Regions from separate parts of the Homo sapiens genome. Here region 2 is linked to region 1. Evidence: chromatin contacts called from ENCODE Hi-C or POLR2A ChIA-PET data. All regions are on one chromosome and are shown on one strand. The core of a region is the stretch at or near the end of the contact, and the rest is flanking DNA. Distances in the headings are between cores, read along the strand shown.

What was found. Hi-C counts contacts between places; a loop is a spot of excess contacts on that map. ChIA-PET counts read pairs that join two places held with the same protein, here RNA polymerase II (POLR2A). Pooled maps may share reads with other maps.
Region 2: a pooled map shows a loop between it and region 1 (2.9-fold over the local background). The contact joins two enhancer-like sites. A Hi-C loop is called at or near these places in 2 of 168 maps with a recorded cell type or tissue (GM12878 and natural killer cell), 13 of 37 single-sample maps with no recorded cell type and 9 of 50 pooled maps. POLR2A ChIA-PET finds 5 or more read pairs at or near these places in 1 of 52 experiments (T-cell).

The regions. Positions count from the first base shown.
Region 1 is chr11:88,419,775-88,423,361 of GRCh38, forward strand. The region is part of intron 2 of LOC101929174 (a long non-coding RNA gene); the gene reads left to right. Among named protein-coding and RNA genes, the nearest start is that of GRM5-AS1, 83 kb to the right of the region's middle. RefSeq lists a cis regulatory region at 1,764-2,139. Within about 2 kb of position 1,942, at least 12 of the 41 ENCODE cell types and tissues checked have a DNase peak (open chromatin) inside an H3K27ac peak, as active enhancers do; they include GM12878 and natural killer cell, where a contact is called at or near this core.
Region 2 is chr11:88,301,251-88,304,837 of GRCh38, forward strand. The region is part of intron 4 of CTSC (cathepsin C); the gene reads right to left. Among named protein-coding and RNA genes, the nearest start is that of CTSC, 35 kb to the right of the region's middle. RefSeq lists an enhancer at 2,154-2,213. Within about 2 kb of position 1,926, at least 3 of the 41 ENCODE cell types and tissues checked have a DNase peak (open chromatin) inside an H3K27ac peak, as active enhancers do; they include GM12878 and natural killer cell, where a contact is called at or near this core.

The DNA of each region.
Region 1 (3,587 bases), core at 692-3,191:
TCAGCATGGAGTGGACAAGAAACACTATCATGTGTATATAGTTCCTGTCACCTGAAGCGCAGCTTGGGGTAGAGCAGGAGACAACTCCCGAGGAAATCGGGAATATCATGCTAGGCATCTTAAATTCTGTCCTACAGATGCTAAGACATTTAATCAGGGGATTCACTAACAGTCATACTTGCATTTTTGGTAGATTACAGTGGTAGTAGTGTGACATATGGGGAAAGAAGAGGTTAGAGGCAGGTGAGAAGCACGGAGACTCCTCAGGAAACCAGTTTCAGGTAAAAAAAAAAAAATAGATGATGAAGGCCTGAACTAAGACAATATATTGGGAATGGAGAAAAATATTTTACAGATGATTAGGAAATATTTAAGGCTTAATTCCTATGCTGCTTAGGTCATACTGTGTGGCTAAATTAGTAACACCAAAACTCACATAAAAGAATACTTGTATGCGTACATATCGTGCCTGCGTAATTTTCCCACTGGAAGAAGAGTCTCAAAGGGGATGGGAAGGCCAAGAACTGACAATGAAGATTTCACAATCTGTCTTTGGACTAACTTCTGCAAGCCCAGACGAGGCATTTGGGATGAGAAATTGCTGCCCTCTGTCTCAGAACCAGGCTGTGGAGAGACGAGAAAGAGCAATGAGTTGGGGACAGGATTCCAGAGAAAGACCTGCAGGACTTGATGGCAGATAAGAACAGATGAGCAAATGTGGAGTCATGTGATGGTCACAGAACAGGCTGTGCAGAAACACAATTTTGGAAGAAAGAGAGGGAGTGCTTTTGAGTCATTTTTAGTTTCTGCGGCAGCAGGATTTCCAACTGGTATAAAGATAGTCAGGAATGAACAGAAACAGTGAAGGGCCTGAGTGTGTCATGAGAACAGGATATCAGGACTGGTTTGCTGTCAGCCGGAAACAACTTGGCTGTCCCTGCTGAGGAGGGACCCAGGGCATAGGGGGGAGTGAATTTTGCAACTCTTTCCAGCCCATGTTTCACCATATTCAATATCTGCCTTATGTTTGGGCTAAGTGAGCAAATGTTTTTGTGGTATAATTTTGAGGCTTCCCTTAAACTTCTCTTCTTGGTCATATAAATAAGAAGAATCTAAAATTCTCCAAGTCAAGAGCAAATCTTCTCCTTCGTTACAGTGAGTGTAGGGATTCAAATTCAAACTGAGCCATATGTGATTGATCTCAGCCTTCCTGCTAGCAAGATTTGATAGACATGAAGGAGATGGGATGTCGGTACGGGTAAGAGAATCCTAATACAAGATGGAGAGGGAAAACAGAAAGGAAGTGTTCTGGAGACAGTAAGGCTTTGCAGTAAGTGCAAAGAGCCTGCGTCCAGAAGTCTGAGGCACCTCTGACACTTGCCTCCTGGGGTGATGCCCAGATAGGATCATAGCATCATTTATTTGAAGAGCTCTCTGAATTATGTTGCTTGGAGAAGTCAAATCTGGACTAGTCTAAGGGGCTAGACTACCTTAAAAATAAGATTCTTTCCATTTTCATAGTCAGACTCTATGGACAAGGAGGACTTAAAACAACAAATATTTGAAGCTTTTGCAGAAAATTAGAGGAACCCTACAAAAGTGAGTTTTCCATAATGAGATAACAGAGGATTTAAGCTGAACTAGCATAGAAGACCCTAGGTTAAAGTCACAAGAATGTACTATTTTTCAGTGAGGCCTGTTCTAAGTTTCAAAGGGCCATTCCTGCACTAGTTCATTACTAAAATATATTTGGCATTTGGGAGGGTGTGTTTTTACTCAAAGGACAGTTATTTATTAGGTGAAAAGCCCCAAAGCACAGGAAATATGAGATAGCAGTAGGTAGTAGGGATAGGGGGCCAGGGCTGCTCTTGACCCCAAAGTCTTCAGAATGAGTGCTAGGAAGTAGCCTGTCATGGGCCTCCAGGAACCTGAAAACTGGAGGAACCACTTTTCTGAGAAGTCTTACTCAGCAGACATACCACCCACAGTTTCCTCTTCGCAGCTTCTCCAACTAAGACAAGAACAGCTGTCTTAATTCTTCCTCTCTCCCCCCATCAGTGAGGCTCAGAAAAGCCAGTAATTTGGCTTTATTCTTCAGAGGGCAGCTCTCTCCCAGTGGTAAACACTCTAATACTCTCCAGGGGACTTTTTTTTTTTTCTTTTTGTTTATTGACTTTCTAAAAAATATTTCTTACCTTTAACAGATTTTTTTAGAGTAGAACAGTTGACGATGAGACAGAATGAGGTTTTCTTTATCATTTTAATGCTGGTTAAGCCTATTGGGATATGCAATAAACATTTATGTTATTGTTGTTGCTGTTGTTGTTAATAATTTGTTTGGGTTACACTTCTATCAGCTAGTTTTTTTGTTTGTAGTGGCTGAAATTGTCCTGGGTTAGGGGATGTGGGTGGAGTAGAAAAGTCAAAAAGGTGGGATAGGATTTCTGTATTAATTACTAGGTAAAATTGTGTGTGTGTGTGTGTGTGTGTGTGTGTGTCTGTGTGTAAGACCTTGACTTAGGAAAGGTAAGTATCTTTCTAATTGTAAAAAACAGAGCAGATAATTTGATGAACAATTTTAAAATTGACTTTTTCCTTTTTTTTTTTTTTTAACAGACTAGACCAAGCAGTAAAAACTGAATTTTAATTATCTACTGGAAATTCCTCCAGAATAAAGGGTCTGGTTCAGTTTCTATATTGACTCTATGGGTTCCAGTCTGTGAAATGCCAAGGGTTGGACTGACTAGAAGTCTCCAGATTACCTCTCTCTTCTTTCCACCCCTACTGCTTCTTGCCTACCATATGCCATAGTGCCGGCCGGCAAAATGTACCTGTTTAATTCTCTAGGTTAGAAAAAATTCCCTAGATTTTTCTCCTTGTCTTTCTATGTCCAAATGCTACCTACTTTTTAAAACAAAGACAACAGGCCAGGCATGGTGGCTCACGCCTGTAATCCTAACACTTTGGGAGGCCAAGTCGGATGGATAACTTGAAGCCATGAGTTTAAGACCAGCATGGCCAACATGGTGAAACCCGTCTCTACTAAAAATACAAAAATTAGCTGCGCGTGGTGGTGCACTCCTGTAATCCCAACTACTTGGGAGGCTGAGGCAGGAGAATCACTTGAACCCGGGAGGCGGAAGTTGCAGTGAGCCGATATCGCACCACTGGACTGCAGCCTGGACAACAGAGTGAGGCTGTCTCAAACAATAAATAAATAAATAAATAAATAAAATAAATTAAAACAAAACAAAACACAGACAACATACCTCCTTCATCATGAAGCCTCCTTTAATTCTTACAAACAAACAAAACCTTCCTAAACTTTCAAAGGGCGTTTAAGAATACATACTAGTGTTTCATTAATCTTTAAGGAGAATTTAGTGCATGCTAGGTTCTGGGTTAAGCATTTTACATTTATTAACATATGTAGGTAGATACAACTTTTACTTCAATTTTGCATTTGAGCAGAAAGGTGCAAAGATGATAAAGTGACTTGCTCAAGGACATGGGTAAATGGCTGAGCCACTTATTTGCTGTATTAATAGAGATGATGTCCTTCATCCTTTACTGATGTTTTTACCATG
Region 2 (3,587 bases), core at 676-3,175, 120 kb before region 1:
TACATGGGCCACAACCCCCAGGAGTAACACCCTCTCCATTAACACAAGGCCTATACTGAGTAAATGACTTTGTAACTTAACTCCACCCTCTTCATTTACATAAGGCATACACCAGGTAACCAATGGGAAACCTCTAGACGGTATTGAAACCCCAGAAAATTCTGTAACCAGGGCCTTGAATCATTTACTTAGGCCCACTCCCATCCTGTGGAGTGTGCTTTCATTTTCAATAAATCTCCGCTTTTGTTGCTTCATTCTTTCCTTGCCTCATTTGTGAGTTTTGTCCAATTCTTTGTTCAAGAAGCCAAGAACCTGGACACCCTCAACCAGTAACAAGCATAACACAGGCTGACTAGCTCCGTAAACAACAGATAAAACTGTTTCATTATAGAACCACACCTTATATGACAGTGTTGGGCTGTAAGACACACAAAGGAGAGTTGCCTAGGCCCATGAATGAACGGACATTTTTGGGAAGTGAGAAAATTGTTCTAACAGCTTCTCTGTATTAGCGATTTCACACATACATACACATGCACACACACACAAACACACGCGCGCACACACACACACACACACACACACAGAGAGAGAACCACAGCTTTAGACACATTCGACTTCTTGGAGTTTCCCCAAGACTGCCAAATGGCCTCTCTGTTCTATATCTTTATGCTGCTGCTCCTGTAACCTCAAGTGCCTGTTGCTCACCACTTAAAACTCCCCTAAGAGTTTTTCCCTAACTTGTAATTTTCAAAACTGCTCATAAAGTAGCCTCCACTCACCAGCCCCCAGCGAAAACTCACTTCCTCTCTCTCTCTGCTCCTTCAAATTTGTTTTTAGGGCACTAGTCACAATGTGGTAAAAATTATTTTTTGTTACTATAAACTATTTGAATTTCTTATTCAACTGGGCATTGTCATATCACACTGTTCTAGTTTTTCAGTGGTTACCAGATGTTTTTTACTAGGCTAAAATTTAGTCAATGGCAAAGATTCTTTCTGGGCTACTTCATGCCCTCTGCACCTATCCACAAATGGTCCCGTCTCTCACAGCTTCTCTTAGATATAACACAGGTTAAGAATACATGACAAGGGGCCAGGCGCGGTGGCTCACGCCTGTAATCCCAGCATTGGGAGGCCGAGGCGGGCGGATCACGAGGTCAGGAGATTGAGACCATCCTGGCTAACACAGTGAAACCCCGTCCCTACTAAAAATACAAAAAAAAATTAGCTGGGCGTGGTGGCGGGTGCCTGTAGTCCCAGCTACTCGGGAGGCTGAGGCAGGAGAATGGCATGAACCCAGGAGGTGGAGCTTGCAGTGAGCCGAGATTGCACCACTGCACTCCAGCCCGGGTGACAGAGCAAGACTCCGCCTCAAAAAAAAAAAAAAAAAAAAAAAAAAGAATACATGACAAAATGGAACTGAGATGAAACAAAGAGAAAAACAACAACGATTTCTTCAAAAATAGCAATTGTAACCTTGACAATTGTATAGATTACACAAACACTAGTTAATTGTTCACTAATTTTTTCTCCTAAGCCAGTCACATTGGTTGAAGATATACATGATACAGAGATAAATATGAGATGGTCATTAACAATATGGAAGACAATGTTAAGAGACATAATATACACAAAGATTACTATAACAAGTTACAGTAATGCTATAAAACACACAATTTGGACAAAGTCTATATAATCAAGGATCATAAAAATCTGTGCCTCATAGGTAATTTTATATATAGGGTGAGAGAAAAAACAAAGCTTGGACATTTCTTCTAAGATGTATAAATAAAAACTAAGATGCAAACAAACCATTTCCATCTTTGAATGGAAATAGTTTCTGTGGTTTCACATTGAGAGAGTATGTTGAAGAAGAAACTCAATTTTTTTTTAATTCTCTCACTGAACACTATCAACTGTCAACACAAAAGACTTCTGTGATCAAATGCATGTGGGTTTTTCCCCACAAATCAAGCAAGCAACCAATTTCACAGTGAATACTAGCTGGGTGTCCTCCAATCCAGTTTTGACACTGTGTACTTAGAGATGGCATCAGATCTCACAGGCTGAGGGCTCCGTCCCACAAAACTGCCCCCTACTTCTCATGCCAATTGAAAGCCCTAGGTTGTTTACCTGTGCTTCTGGCCAACCAGCTATAATGTGGGGATCCTATGACACCCTCCTTGGGTTCAATTAATTTGCTAGAGTGACTCACAGAACTCAGAGAAATACTAACTAATGTTTAGTGGTTTATTATAAAAGATACTACAAATGAAACAGATGAAGAAATGAGTAGGGCAAGGTATGGGGGAAGGGGCACACAGCTTCCATGCCCTCCCTGAACACGCCACCCTCCAGGAACTTCCACTTGTTCAGCTATCTGGAAGCTCTCTGCACCCTGTCCTTGTGAGCCTTATATGGGGACTTCATCAAATAGGCACAACTGACAACCATGTAGAGATGTGACTGGACATAAAGGGAATGATGTAAACACAGCAAGGCCTGTCCAGATTCTTCTGAGCCTCTCTCTGTTCAGTGTTCCTTCCTTTAGGGTATGACACAGGACATCTTTGGAAATGAAGGTCTTATGACCCAAGATCAGAAAGGCAGGAGAAGATTAGAGTGCTGCCCTGGGCAGGTGAGAGGAGGGCGGAAGAAGATCAGAGAGAGAGAGAGAGAGAGACTCTGTTTTCTGAGGCCTACTTCTGAGGCCTAATGTGCCCCAACGTTAAAAGATAGTGACAAGGGCTATGGGAGTTATGAGCCAGGAACTGTGGACAAAATCTAGTATGTGTTAACTAGTTGTCTTGTTTAAACCTAAGAATATACTAATATAAAGGATAAAAAAGAAATTTAAGTTTGGCAGCATAATGTAATTTCAGGGCATATGATTTTATCACTTACTATCTGTGTAACATTTGGCAAGGAACCTAACATTACAAAACTACAGTTCACTTCTATTAAAGTGGGTATAATCATGCTTACCTCAAAGGGTTGTTATGAAAATTCAATGTAATAATGGGTAACAAGTGCTTAGAACAGTGTTTTTCTCTGATAAGTCCTTAATAAAATGGCAGCTGTTATGAAGATAACATTCATATCATTAACAGGACTAAATAAGATGCTGATACAGTTTAAAGCAATTATCTGGCACAAAACAGTCATTACAATATTAAGTTCCTTTTTTCTACCATCCTATAAGGCAGAGATTTGCCCATCATTGCACACACAAACAAAACAAAAACAGTGTGAGAACTGAGGCTTAATGATGTTGTCAAAGGTGTTTGACCCAGAGCAACTCCATCTTGAATAGGAGCTGGGTAAGATGAGGCTGAGACCTACTGGGCTGCATTCCCAGACAGTTAAGGCATTCTAAGTCATAGAATGAGATAGGAGGTCAGCACAAGATTCAGGTCATAAAGACCTTGCTGATAGAACAGACAGGCTGCAGTAAAGAAGCCAGCTAAAACCCACCAAAACCAAGATGGCGATGAGAGTGACCTCTGGTCTTCCTCACTGCTACACTCCCACCAGCACCATGACAGTTTAAGAATGCCATGACAGGCCAGGTTTGGTGGCTCACAT